Linked DNA regions of Mus musculus: region 2 is linked to region 1. A link is a loop called in an ENCODE intact Hi-C map of the cell type or tissue named here. Cell type or tissue: left cerebral cortex. All regions are shown on one strand. Links, peaks and the distances in the headings refer to the core of each region. The heading gives the core; the rest is flanking DNA.

Region 1 (7,535 bases), core at 1,612-6,611:
CTTTTCCCAGTAACAGATCTTCTACCGTACTGGGGAAGAGCCAAACTCAACATCCAAGCAGCCCAGTGTTGGTCAAGCTATCAAAAGGCTCTGCCCTGTGTCTCCCTGCCTGTGGACAGCCAGTGACTATGAGTCCACTGCAGAGCCATATGTTTACAAAGTACAATTAAAACCCTGAAGGAGTATCAAACCACTTCAACAGTTTCTATCACCCACTCTCCATCTCTGCATTTATCTCACAGAGGATTGGTGATGGTGCAATCTGTGTGCCACATCTGAGTCATAGTAGCCTCAGGGATTGGGTGTGCTGCATATACAGCCTCAGTAGCCATTTGTGACCACAATGAGACCTCCTCGCTGAAGACCAGAGTAGGGAGCAGAAGCCTCTCCACGGAGGCTCACCTTATCTTATGGAACAACAGACAATAACGCTAAAAACCACGCTTACATTATTTGTCACTGTGAAGTTTCCAAAACACAGCATCACAGAGCTTTCTTTCCACATGAGAATAATCCTGAGAAGTAAGCAGGGTGAGTGGTATCTCCACTTGACAGCTATGAAAACCAGTTCCCTAACAGATGAGACAGCTTGTCTCAGTAGCACAGCTAACCGTTTAGAATTAGGAAAAAAGAAGCCAGCTGGGTCCCCTTTCCATGAACAATCTAGTTCTCAGTGAATTGAAATTACCTCATCATGATCATATATAAAACACAATGCAAGCTAGAGATGGGAACTCATAATGACACGAGTCTATACACCACTGGGTAGAAAGATCAACAGAACACCACAGTCAGCTGGGGAAGCCAAAATGACATTGAATGGCTACACTGAGAGTTTGCCACTTTTTGTAAGGCCAGCAAGCATTTTTAAAAAGGAAATGGGAAGACAGAAACTGCAGGTGATTTTTTATTTTATTTATTTGTTTCCTAGAGGGGGCCTTCTATTACCCAGGCTGGCCTCAAATCCTAGGGCTCTGATCCTCTTGCCAAGTCTCTCAGAAGCTGGGAACAGAGTGGCAATGAGGCACACAGGGTTTAGGCTCAAAACAATGTAGCCAGCAATGCAGTGACTGAATTAAAAATGAGTAACACTGAAAACAAACAAACAAAAAAAACCCAAAATCTCAAATACTACCCTGGTTCTAGATAAATCTGTCAAGTAGTAGTATTTCTTAAAAACTGGAAAATTTTGTCATGGCTAATTATAATCTATTGTGTTTCAATATAAACAAGAGATTTCTAAAAAAATAATAATAATAAAAAGAGTCTCAATGACCACCATCGATTAGATTACTGAACATTCTATGCCATTAAGTTATTTACTACTAGAGTCATCCTCACTTCCCCGAGAAACAAAGACAAATTATTAAATAGCAGTCTAGTTAAAAAGAAAAGTCATCTACAATGGTGGACTACTTTAAGCAATCTCCCTCACCTAAATGGGTGTCAGACATTCCATGTGACAAAAAGGACTACGGTATTTCTCAAATCAGTTACTGTTTGCGAGATTCGGGATTAAACAGAAAGGCACTCTTTTCATTACATAAATATTTCCACTACAATAAATACTTTGTTAGAACATTAAAAAACAAGGGAACTACCTTTATTAATATATTACACTTTGCATATTAAACCTTTCATATTTCCCTATTTTTAAGCTAATTAACAAGAAAAAAAGCCGACAGCACACACTAAACTCCTCCAAGGAATAAAAGCTATTGTTTCAAAAACTCTCCCAGGGTCGCTGACAATGGTTTCTTGCAAGGATCATCTCACCTATCTGCTTTTGATTACTTTATGAAGTAATCAAAAGGAAAGGGGTTAGAGAGAGAGACATGAGTGTAGGTGTAGGTGCAGCATTCAAACTCAGCAGCTCAGAACAATATAGGAAAGAATCAAACCACTTCTCCACTAACTGTGCAAACCACAACACAATCCTTACAGCAGCACGAGCAATAGGAAATAGCAATGAGGTAGGACGCAAACTCCAGGAAATCATCAAGTTTCTATTAGCTCAGTGGCCTGTAGACAAGGGTCCCAGCTCCTCCTGGGCATCTGCCAATTTTCCCAGTACCTTCTGGATAAAGACACACAGTTGAGCATAAGTGTAGGGAACACCTGACAAAAGCAAACAGCTACCACAGGGAAGACAAAACAAAACACTTACTATCTGACAGAAAAACCTGCCAGGCCTGTGTATAAAAAGCATCTGTCTGTCCTAGAAAGAAACCTCAGTGGTTTAGAACATGGCTTCTCTTCTAGGGGACTGGGTCCGGGTCCTAAGACCTTTTACTGGCTTACAACCTTATCTAACTTCAGTTGCAGGGAAGCCAACACTCAGAAACACATATGGTGCACAGATATAACACAGAGACAAATCAACCATGTATATAAAATAATGACTTTAAAAAAAATGTTAAAGCAGGCTAAGTAAAACACTGCACGAGTTTAGCCCCAACCTTGGTAAAGTGACTTGGGATTAGAAGTTCAAAGGCAGCCTGTGTTGTATTGTGAAATTTTGATTCCAAAAAGGGAGAAAGAGGGGCTAAAAAGATAGCAGCCTTTAGGACCACTGGCTGTTCTTACAAAGCATCCAGGTTCAATTCCCAGCATCCACAGGATGGCTCACAACCATCTTTAATTCCAGCTTCTCTGACTTCTCTGACCAGGTACTCACATGGTACATAAGCATACATGCAAGCAAAAACATATAAATATTTTAAAAATCAATCTTTAAGAGAATAAAGCATCTATCAAGAGGTAATGTGTAATCATTCCTGGACAACTACACAAAACATGGCAGTTCTCTCTAGAGGGGCAGGAAGCACCTGCATGTAGGAATACAGCTACACTTCTGTAGACTGTAGACTGGCCTAGAAAAAACTGACCCAGGTACAAAAGCTCCTCAGTCAGTATGTCAGATGCAAGTCAATATGACAAAACCTAGAGAACTGAACGGGCCTGTCCCTCTCTTTGAGGGAACCAGGAAGACTTGTGATTTAGCTGGTTCAGCAATAGAGTAGAGTACTTGCCCAGCCCACACAGGATCCTGGGCTCAGTCCCCAGGAAGAAACCCAGTGGGAGTAAGGGAAGGAATTCCCCTTAGAGAGCTGAGTCCAGGTGACACACCATGGAAGCAGTGCAGACACTCAATGCTGGCAGTGTTCAAGTGCACTCAGGACCACAGCGGAAACTGCAATTTCAGCAACCTCTGCAGCCCTACAGACCACGAGCATTACTGGACAAGGCATGAGTCCCTAAAGGGGAGAGTGAGCTGAGATTCACCTCCTACTACTCCTAGCAGTAATTAAAACCATTAAATGAACCATTTAATTCATAATGAGGTACACTTTTAATCTGACACTGCAATTCTGAAAAACAATTGCTTACTTTTAAAAAACTTGTTTACCCAGATCTCTGACATTATAACTCAAACAAGAAGTCAATGAAATGAAAAATATTCCAGGTCCTCTTCTACAAAACTCAACTTCTTGCTCTGACACCATGAAGGGAATCCTATTTCCTTAGGCGCGAGCAGAGGAAGTGCCACTTCATCCAAGTAGTAAATAGATGGATGCCTGGCTGAGCAAGTGCCTTGCTCTCAGTCCTCTGTAAATGTGAGTGGGTGATGTGTCTACCCAGTTAAAATAATAGTCTAAAAAAGCAGGTTGGATATTTTAAATGTACACTCTAAATTACTAAGATAGGATATACAGGGGCCAGTCTGCTGCATTCCTCCACCTGCATTGACTGACTCCACCAACCAAAACACACCCACATTCTAAAGCCAGGCTGGCAGAGAAAACAACTAACCTGCAGTGGGGGTGGACCATGTGGACAGACAGCACACAAGAGACAACAAGACACTTCTCTACCCACCATAGCAATAGACAGACCCATCGGGCATCCCCAACCTTCCAGTGTGAGGCAGCATAGGACACTGGCTAGGTATGAGCCTGGCAAGGTTACAAGTTACACTGTTCACATAAAGCCAACTAAGGTCACCTTGTCCAGGGAAGCCTCAGATCCCCCATACACCACGGCCTCCCTGCGGTGCTGCACATTCCAGACAAGATGCCATGCACACAGGCCACTGCCCCTGCTCTGGATATGCGCATTTCAATGCTTTCTTTCTCTTTCTGCTCTTCCTTGTGCATCTACCTTCCCACTCAGCCAGCTCCTACATAGAGCAGAGAAAAGACTTTAAACTCTGAGCAGTTATCGTAGGTAGCCACCTCTTGCTTTTTGCTCTGTCTGCACTGGCCTTGGCCTTGAGTCCTGTTTCTGCTGGAAATGTCTCTAACTCAGCATTGCCCTTGGAGGGTTAAAACAAAAAACACCTTCTTTTGGCAACAATGGTACCTCCACCAAAAACTATGACCATTACAATACTACCATTTTGAAAACATTGAAGCCATTTGATTTCCCTTTACAGAGAAAGGATTCTAAGTTCCCTCAGGAGATGCAGTGGCCAAGCACACTTGTGCAAGCTTCTGCTCTTCAGAAGCCCCTGGCTTCTTACTTATTACAGCATTGCTCTTTAGTCCCCAGGCCAGGCCTTGAACTTACAGTCGTTCTGCCTTAGCCTTTAAGCAGCTGCTAACACAAGCCTGTACCACCCGTCTAGCCAGCCTGGCTTTCTCCTTAATTTACATCATGAGGCAAGAATTTATAACTTAAACAGCATTGCAGGGTAATGAAATATGTCCAGTGTGTGTGGTGCTTGCAAAGGCTATCACTGAAATAATTTGTCAGCAAGGCAAGAGCTGAAAAGAACAGAAGACAAAGATAAGCAAGGGGTGGGCTAGTTAAGGAATACACAGAGACATATGGACAAAAGGAAATCACAAACCTGTTCAAGAGCACAGTGAAGCGGAAGGGAACTGTCCAAAAGGGATTCTCCAGCTGATTTTAATACAAAGCGCCTCAAAAATCCCCTTCTCCCATGGACGGATCACCAGCCCAGACAAATCCCAGGAAATGAAACGCTAGGAGGGCCACTTACTAACAGCGCAGCCCGGAGTCTGCATTGATTTCTGTTCTCAGCAGAGGGAGGATGTTTGATCTTCAGCCTCACAGCTCAGTGAAAACATCAAGAATTTAAGCACAGCACCTTCCTGACACATGATTTCTCAACAAAAGTAGTCTAGAATTCTCTGCCATTTGTCATCCCTCTCTATAGACTCCTTGGCCTCCTGCATTGCGTCTTCTTACTTGAGCTACTGTAACCATAATAATGTTTCAATTTCTACAGATTAAATAGTCAAGGATCACCTGTTCCTATGTCTCTTATAAATGATTCAATTATGCACTCCGTACATTCCCAGCTATTTGGGTTTTGTTTGTTTGTTTGTTTGTTTGTTTGTGGTTTTTTGTTGTTGTTGTTTTTCAAGACAGGGTTTGTCTGTGTACAACCCTGGCTGTCCTGGAACTCACTCTGTAGACCAGGCTGGCCTCGAACTCAGAAGTCCACGTGCCTCTGCCTCCCGAGTGCTGGGGTTAAAGGCGTGCGTGTGCCCCCACGCCCAGTCCCAGCTACTTGCTGACACGTGTGTGCACATTGAGACTTGCTGACACGTGTGTACACATTGAGACTGACCATCAAAATGGAAACAAGTCACGGCACCAGATAAAGCAAACCCAAAGCCTTATTCAATTGTGCAAAACAAAACACGGTGCTTTCTTTATTGTACCTTATAAGTGGGACAGACGCTCGACTCAATTTCTCAGCAACCAAAATTATAAACATAAAGTGCAAGTCTCTCCCAACCCAGCCAGGAGACAGTATGAAGCAACCAAGTCACCCACCTCCTGTCAGGGACAACCAATGCTCAATATCTGAGGTGGGCCAAGGAACTGCTGTCACTATATAAAGTGAATTTTAAATTATAAACATTCAACAAATTAATATTTTGGAGTGATCAACTCAATAAAGTTCAGAGCTATTAAGAATTTGACTATAAGCTGGGCACTGGTGGTATACACCTTTAATCTTAGCACTCAGGAGGCAGAGGCAGGTGGATCTCTGAGTTCGAGGCCAGCCTGCTCTATAAATCAAGTTCCAGGACAGACAGGGCTCCACTGGGAAACCCTGTCTTGAAAAGCAAAACAAACAAGCAAACAAGAGATTATAGTTTGGCATACTGGCACACATCTTTTATTCCCAGCACTCAGGAGGCAGGCAGAGACAGATGGATCTCTGTGAGTTTGAGGCCAGCCTGGTTTATACAGTGAGTTCTACGACAGCCAGAGCAACATAGTGAGACCTTATCTCAATTAAAAAACAAAGAAAGAAACATACAGGAAACTGACTATAAATAAACCTTACACAGCTGAGCTTAGTGGTACAAGCCTTTGATCCCAGTACTTGGGAGGGAAAGGCAGCAGATCTCTGTGAATTTGAGGCTAGCCTGGCTTATACAGTTGGGAGGGGGAGGTTGGAGAATAAAAGCTTACATGCAGTAGCAGGCAAATGCTAGCCAGTGGAGCTGACCATGCAGCAGCACACTGCCAGGCAAAGGCCAAATCACTTCATACAAATAACACAGTCACAGTGGTAAAAATAAAGAGCAACAGAGCCCAGCGTGGGGGCAGTGTCGTTGGCACAGGACATGGACGTGCTCCCAACAGCTTGAGCTAAAGCCATCCAGTTATCACAGGCAACTATTTACTTCAGAAATAAATACCAGCCTACCCTAACTGAATTAATGTTGGTTCTGAGGGTTCTTTTAATTTTGAAGTTTGATTTGAAATTAACTTATAAATTGCCCTTCACAGTAAGCACAAAGATTACACTTACTTTAAATGTTGGGGAAGTCAGTAGAAGCAAACCAGCAATTCTTGAGGCAGGACTGGGAGAGACTTAGAACCAGGGCCTGACCTGTTCGGCAAGCCCCCTATTACAGAATTTATACCCGCAGCCCTCTCGGAACAATGGTTTTCTCCTACCTATGATATGTTCATGGTTGTACTTCACTCAGTCGGCTGGTTATCAACCCACATTCCCAGAATCTTTTGGGGCGCTCTGAGGCTGACTCTATGACTACTGAATTCTTCACCATCACCATCATCATCATCACCACCATCATCACCATCATCACCATCACCACCATCACCATCATCACAGCTGCTGCTGCAGTTTCACAAGTGAACAAACTGAGGCTCAAGGAAATGAAGTCTGTGATTACAGAACAAAGCACTTCCAGCAAGACTGAGTCGATACTACAGTATCAAGAGTGAAAGGTATGATTTAACTGCTATGGGGGAATCATTTCTAATGAAAACCACAAGTAACCCCCACCCCATGGCTCCCACCAGAGAGCACTAAGATGCAGCAGCTGAGCAGAGGACAAGGCACGGATGGCAAGCAGGACTGAAGAAGGATTCTGGGGAGGATCGACCCCACAGAGGAAGAGGGGCCCAGAACCCAGCACAGCAAGGTAAGAAAGGAGAAGATGAGGTCAAAGAATCAGGCTCTTTTCTGCATCTCAGAGCTGCAAACTGAGCTTTACCGTCCATAAACCTGCAAGAAAACA
Region 2 (7,535 bases), core at 1,044-6,043, 50 kb after region 1:
GAATACCAGGCCAAGCCTGATGATGGCTCTAAATCCTGGCACTTGAGAGGCAGAGGTAGGCAGATCTCTTTAAAGTTTGTCTATATAGTGAGTTTCAGGCTAGCCACGATGGTGGGAGGGATGGAGTGTGAGAGCAACAACAGGAGAGATGGTTCAGCAATTAAAAGTGTATACTGTTCTTCTAGAGAACCTAAGTTTGGTCACAGCACCCACTTCAGGATGCTTATAATTCCTGCTCCAGGCTATCTGACGCCTCTGTGCATTCATATGAGCGCACACACATGCATGCACGTGCCAACACCAACACACACACACACACACACACACACACACACACCTATACATAAATAAATATAGGAGACTGGAGAGATGGCTCTGTGTTTAAGCACACTGACTGTTCTTTAAGAGGACCCCAGGTTCAAATCCCAAGACCCACATGGCGGCTCACACTGTCTGTAACTCCAAGATCTGACACTCTCACACAGACATGAAGGCAAAACACCAATGAAAATAAAAATAAAAAAATAATAAACATAATTAAGTGTAATAAAAATAAATGTTAGAAACTGTTTTAGCATTCTCATTTAAAAACAAAGGGAGCTAGGTATGGTGGCACGTGTCTTTAATCCCTGCACTTGGGAGGCAGTAGGCAGGCAGATCTCTTGAGTTTGAGGCCAGCCAGTCTACACAGCAAACTCCAGAACAGCAGGGACTAGAGACCCTGTCTCAAAAAATAAAAATGAATAGTCTGAATTAGAAGGCCTTAGTGCCAGAAAAACAGCTGCAGCCCCACATGCAACAGGAAGCCACAGGTGAGCTGCTATAGCTGCGTGACTTGCTTTCAAAGGGAAATCAATTTTCTTTTCCTGTTCTCTTTTATACCAACATGCCTGAGAAAGAAAATGTAATGACTTAGACTCCAGAGAAGGAAATGTTACTCTGACACTCGTATTCACAGTGTGAGGAATCAGGCATTCTCATAAGCAGCATCCTGCTGTGGAGAAGGCCTCAACACATGCCAGGAGTCACTGATGAAGCTGCAAAGTGACACTGAGATGTGGACTCAGCAGGTGAGAAGGAAAACTTTCCCATCTGAAACTGATGTGGTGTAAGGTTGGTCCATCTGGCCAAACCTAACCATCCCAGTGAGGCAGCAATTCTCTACCTGTGTGATCAGTAACCAGGAACACCATCAATCTGGGGGTTTTGTACACTCAATTCTCAGAATCCAGGGCTTACTGAAGGCCCCAATGTCAATGCCCAGAACAAAGGGGTCAAATGCAAAGAGGAGCCTTTGTAGCAGGAAGCCTTAGCAAAAGCTTTTGCTTTCATACACAGGGAGGCAAGACACTGAATGGCACGTTCTAAACAGGCTTTAAGAGAATTTCGAGAACTAAGTCTGATAGAGTAGCAAATAGAAAACCTTAATTTCCTCCCTAAGGATAAAAGAGCAAACCTTAGCATACAATTAACAGCTCTACTAAAATTTTAAAACTATGTATTTTAGGGTCCAGAGAATAGCTCCATAGTTAAGAACACTCTCTCAGAGAACCCAGGCTCAATTTCCAATACCCACGTGACAGGCAGCTCCTAACTTTCTGTAACTCCAGCTTAAGGGGATCAGCTGCTCTCCTCTGGCTTCCCTAGGCACAAGCCATACACACGGCGGACAGACATACATGCAGACAAAACCCTCATACACATGAATAAAACTGAAGACAGTGGAACGATTTTATCATCGTAAACTGAAGCAGAAACGTTCGAGGATGAAATGTCCTAGCATATTTCCAATAAAAAATTTAAAACCTCGAAGGTTTTGTATATGTGTGTACATGCACATGTGTGTGTACATTTGTGTGTCTGTGTGTATACACATGTTCCATGTCAGTACACATGGAGACCAGAAACTGGCATCATGTGTCTTCTTTAGTTGATCTCTACCGTATTTTTGGGACAAGCTCTCTCACTGAACCTGGAGCTCACTGACTCAGCAAGACCAGCAAGGCAGTAAACTTTAAGATCCGTCTGCATCCCAGATCGAGGATTAGGACTGGATCTCGCACTGCCACACCTGGCTTCTTACAAGAACACTGAGGCTCGTGCAGCAAGCACCGTATCTCCCCAGCCCCACGTCACACCTTCAAATGGGAAGCCTTTGGTCGTTACACACAGACCTGTGTTGCTTTGTACATTGCCTATAGCTGTTTATTCTATTCAGCCCAAGAAGAAAAATTCACAGTTCAGTGTAAAGGAAAGTTTTTCTACAGTGGTGCCTTCAACAACTGGAGCTAGATATGTCTTTGTGTGTACGTGGGAGGGGGTGCGCTGTGCATACTGGATGTGTAGGAGCAGTCGCGGTCTATACCCATTTAGGTTCTGCTAGCACAACCCCAAGTTCTGATCAGCATTACAAAAAGAAAAACCTCTCCAGATATCACCACATAATCTCTGGGAAACAAATTTGCCCACAAATGAGAACTTAAATACCTGTGTTGTTTTACTCAAAATTATGCCTGACTAATATGGAATCCATAGACCTAACACCATTACTTCCTTGTTCCGCTAGCTGTGGGGGAGGGGCAACAGCATTACAAACACTCTAATGTGCCATGTTCTTTGTTCTCTAAAATAAACTGAACTGCCTGCAACAGTAATTATACAGCTGTCTCAGGCCGAATCAGGAGAATAAGAGCAAACGCCCCAAGAACCTGAAGGTCATTAGGAGCAGCGCTCCTCTGGAGACCCAGTCTGCTTCTGGAGCAAGGAAGGGCTTTTGCTGATGCCCAACTCAAGAGAAAATGAGAAGCCAAGGGAAAGAGAAGCCAAATGCCTATAAGCCAAGTCCCTGGTCTGAACGCAGGAAAGAATTCTGAAGCGCTGTTTCCATAGCACAACTGTAATGAGAACACTAAGAAAGGGAAAGAAAAACATAAGGACAAAGCATTGGGTTGCAGAAATAGCTCAGCTGGTGAAATGTTTGCCCTGAAAACAACAGTTCAGTTCAGTGCCCATTCGAGGAGAAGAAAGGGGAATGTATTAGGTGCTGGGTTTCAGATGCCTCGCAGATAAGACGCAGGCACAGGGAAAGGTCAGAAAGCTCGGGCTTACGTATAAAGCTAGCTAGCAGGCCTCAGCACAGGAGCAGGGCGCCGGCAGCAGAAAAGACTACACTGGGGCTGGCCTTTACTTAGCACACACAAAGCTTCCAGCACTGCATAAACCAGGCACGATGGCACAGCACTTGGGAGGTGGAGGAAGAAGGATCATAATAAGAAAAAAAAAAAAATGGGTGAGGGAAAGAGAAGGAGAAAAAAAAAAAAAACTGAAACAAATAGGGTATTATGGGCAGGCCAGTAAGTTTGTGAAGGGGACTTGGGGAGGGGGAGCCATGGCACCTGCAATGGCAGGGTGATGGGAAGTGTGTATCAGGATGTCACTGGAAACCCTGACATGGAAACAATACACCAGTCTATTCACAGAGAAACTCTCATACTTAACAAGGGCCTATGAACAAACTCCAGATTAATGTTGTTACCAAATGCTACACTTAATAAAACCCAGGCAGCTCCAGTCCTGGCTGGTTCCCACTGGAGAAAGATATATTGGATAGAAACATTCCCCCTGCTGTTTCTCAGGGAAATACAACAGCTGCCCAAATGAAAACTTTTGCCAAGTTAGAAAAATTAAAGAAGAAAAACTGCTTGAATGAATCTCACACTGCAAAATAAAAAGTGTTAAAAGACTGTGAAACCAGCTTTCGTATATTTTGAGGCCCTGGGTGAAGATGTTAAGATTTACTTAATGGTAAACACGTAAGTGTAAAGCAGAATCGTGGGCTGGGAAGACAGCCCAGCCAGCAAAGCATCAGCCTTGCATGGGCTGACAGCGCACCTGACAGTCCTAGGACTGGGAAAGCAGAAATACCAGGATCTTTCAGATTCTCTGGCATCTAGCCTAGCCTACGGGCCAATCCCAGACAGTAATAGACTATCTCAAACAAACAAACAAACAAACAAAATGGCCAGGGCAAATGACTGTTAAAAGCACTTGCCACAAAACTCTGATGACCGGAATTTGAAGCCTGGAACCCCACATGGTAGGAGAAAATAAAGTGAAAGTTGTTCTCTGAGTTCCACATGTGTGCTGTGACAGGAGCACCCATCCAGAGGGAGCACACACGCACACCCCCACCCACCCACCAAAGCATGCACTATAGATGCGCACACAATATAAGGGAGACTGGACAGCGCTGGCAAACGTGCTCCCGGGGGTTCTCAAGCCTCTACATGCACATGTGTATTCATGCACACAAGTGAAATGTCAACCCAAGAAAACAAAGTGATAGGTTTAACAGTGATGTAAAAACTGGTGTACAAGCTGAATCTGAAATGATTGAGTGAAACGCGGCAAAGCTGACATAATATTCATGAAGACAGTTCTTAAATACTTGATGTGAAGAGCTTTAATTAAATTAAAAAAAAAATCTATGTGTAAATTATTCAACAGTAGAAGTTATCTACTAAACAGGAACAGGCTACAAGTGATGTGTAACAGTAAAGAGCAGGTTAATGGCTTGGGTGCAGCTCAGTTAGTACAGTGTTTGTGTAATATCCTTCAAGTCCTGGGTTGGCTCCCCAGCACTGTATAAACCAACCACGGTGACAACCAGCACTTGAGGGGTGTGGAGGCTAGCCCCTGAAGGAGGATGAGCAGGACCTGTGGGTTAGATGTCTCTATGCCAAATTTAAAAGAATAAAGTGGCTAATGAGGAAACACACCTCATGAGTAGAGCTGATGCAGGCTGTACTGTCACCTGCTTCCTACTGGGGAGCACTCCCATTCCTACAAGACAAGAAGGAACGGCACAAATTACACCCAGGACAGACAGACAGCCTCCTAGGAAGTCAGCTAAGGCTTCAACTGACTGCCTGGTATCAACAGGATTATTCCTATGATATTCAGCCTGAGCTATACTTTGCTTCTGATCGAAAACATTAAGCCCACTGCATTTCCATTTTCCATGTCTATTGTCAAAATAAAATTAACACAGTAACTTAAAGTAAGTATCAATAAGTCAGATTTGTGTGTCTGTGCAGCAGACACTGAAATCAGGAAGATGGAGATGCAGGAGATGAAAAAGATGGCAACGCCCTTAGATCAGGTGTTTACCAGAGATCTGTAGGAGTGAAGGAACCTAGAATCTGTAGTCAGTGGTAAAAGCATTAGGAAGGCAGCAAGTCTAGATTCTTCCTGATGGAAGAATTTTTAATGTCTACCCTAGAATCCAAGAACAAACCCACCCTCCTTCTCAGGACAGCAGTAATTTGTTTATGACTCCTAGCTTTACAGGACGATGAAATGCCTCACAGAGAGCAGACCCCAGCCCTGCTCAGCATCTAACAGGCTGCAATGAAAAGCCCCGTCAGCCCTATTCCAAACAGACTACCTGAGATTTTAAAGAAGCCAGTTACAAGTCCACATCATGAGTTTCCATCTTCATGAAAAGACACTATTACGTCAAAAACCATTAATTTGTAAGACAAAGGATTCCAAAAGATAAGTGCCAAAAGGAGAAAAATAATGTTTCTTTAAAGAGCGGAGAAAAGTTAACGCTGTGAACATTTTTGTATTAAAACATTCCTACATCAGATCAGCAGAATATGATCTCAAATGTTACCCTCAGCTTTTCCCAAAAACCACTGGCTGAAGCAAGTCATCACCTGATGTTTATAAATTATTAACACAGGCTGTTAGTATCACTAAGTTAAGAGAGATCCTCTTGCCAGGCGTGGTGCCTTTAATCCCAGCACTCAGGAGGCAGAGGCAGGTGATCTCTGAATTCAAGACCAGCCTGGTCTACAGAGCCAGGACTGTTACATATAGAAACCCTGTCTTGATAAAGCAAGCAAACAAACAAACAGAGTGCTCCTTCATTCGCAGAACTGACATTATCATTAAAAGATGATTTCATTTTAATTTCTTTTTCAAGGTTTAAAAAATGAAACAAAACAAAACAAAAAACAAACCCAGCTATGTCCTTACCAATCTAAACCACCTGGAGGAGGAGGAAGAGAAAAAGCAGGGGAGGGGGTAGAGGAGGAGTGGGGAGGAAGAAACAGCGCGGGGGGGACCTGAGTTGGAGATGCAGACCAGCCTCAGTTACCATGGAGAGTTAGAGCAGCAGAGCAGGACCTGGCAACGCCGTGCCAAAGTGTGTGCGAGCGCAGAGACCACACTTGTTCCACAAGCAAGCAGATCTCCCAACAAGATTGGCATAGGCCATGTGCCGACAGGCTTAATCAATACCACACAGCTTTTTCTAAGCTTTGATCTCATATAGTGCAACATAAAAGGATAGTAGAGCAATGGACAGATACGTTAGTTAAATACAGCCTGGATCCCAACTGTTCAAAGCTAAGTATCCTTGATCAAATTCCTCAAAATTAAACCTTTAAGCTCATATTCATTCCATACGCTAGAACCAATCACAAAATTACCAGATGCCCAGTTTATTGCCCAATGTAAATGCACACTGAAGAGCTTCAGGCTCTGGTGACCTTTAAGGGCAGCTGGAAAATGCAGGCAACACTTCAGAAAATACACTACCAAAACAAGCGACCTGTAGTGAAGGACTGAAATGTAACAGGAGCAGAGCCATACAGCATTCTCAAGAATAATTCTCCCACACACCAACACACAGCACTCTGTGGGGAAAGCGTTCAATGGACAATTGTCACTTTTGGTTCACGTTAATCAGATCATGTCCATGAGACTTGGGAAATGCACAGACCTTTTCCTTGCTCTCCCCTAATCTACTTCACAAACTCCAAACTAATGGACAGTATGACTAGCCACCTAGACAGACACTGTGCCATTTGCAGTAATCAGTAATTTATGCTATTGTTTAACCAGCTAAGTATGGTGTGTGTTGTCTTCCCTATGGGCTTGTCACTTCTAATATTTTGACAAAATAAAAAGATACAGAGTATGTAAGGAGTATCTCAGAGTACAAAGAATTGTAGACTTATGAAGAAAATAAAATGAAAAGCTAGCTCTTCTCTGTGGAAAAAGTACAGACATCATCAATAGTAGATAAGAAGATTTTCAAAGCACTTTGAGGAGCCCCATTTCCAAACCCTTCACATAGTGAATTCTACTTTCTCCTGGGATCAACAACAACGCAGTACTATAGTCTCTGACACCATAAACATGTCCTGCCAATGTAAGGCTTGGCCATCAACCTGATGGAATAAAACCCAGACCTGTCTGGAATTTGAAATGCTGAAGGTAAACAAAGTAATAACAAAAGTCCAATCAGGTAAGAAAGAAGGAAGCATGGGGTGTGGGACACTGCCTGCTATCAGGCTCTCACTATCACACAGCAGAAAATACAATCTGACTCCAAAAAAGACAAGAACAGAAAAATATTTTGGAGACACAAGGGAAAATAAAGCCAAATGAGTGGATGTTATGCCTGAGATGCCAAGCACAGAACAAAGCACAGAAAACTTAAACATTTTCCAAGCCAGATTGCT

The links. Peaks named below come from ENCODE experiments on the same cell type or tissue, not always from the same donor. Only the 100,000 strongest peaks of a DNase experiment are listed, where the experiment ranks them.
Region 2: a loop joins it to region 1, with 2.9 times the contacts of the local background. A loop is called at or near these places in 4 of 42 quality-filtered maps.

The regions. Positions count from the first base shown.
Region 1 is chr4:150,443,298-150,450,832 of GRCm38, reverse strand. The region is part of intron 4 of Rere (arginine glutamic acid dipeptide (RE) repeats); the gene reads right to left. Gm52709 (a long non-coding RNA gene) reads left to right here. Exons shown (of 2, transcript XR_003955312.1): 2 at 1-7,535. Among named protein-coding and RNA genes, the nearest start is that of Gm52709, 20 kb to the left of the region's middle. In left cerebral cortex, for the core only: no CTCF peak of the experiment used is centred there; DNase peaks (open chromatin) are centred at 3,041 and 3,777.
Region 2 is chr4:150,392,516-150,400,050 of GRCm38, reverse strand. The region is part of intron 1 of Rere (arginine glutamic acid dipeptide (RE) repeats); the gene reads right to left. Among named protein-coding and RNA genes, the nearest start is that of Gm52709, 71 kb to the left of the region's middle. In left cerebral cortex, for the core only: a CTCF peak has its summit at 3,626; DNase peaks (open chromatin) are centred at 2,972 and 3,030; H3K27ac peaks cover 1,010 bases.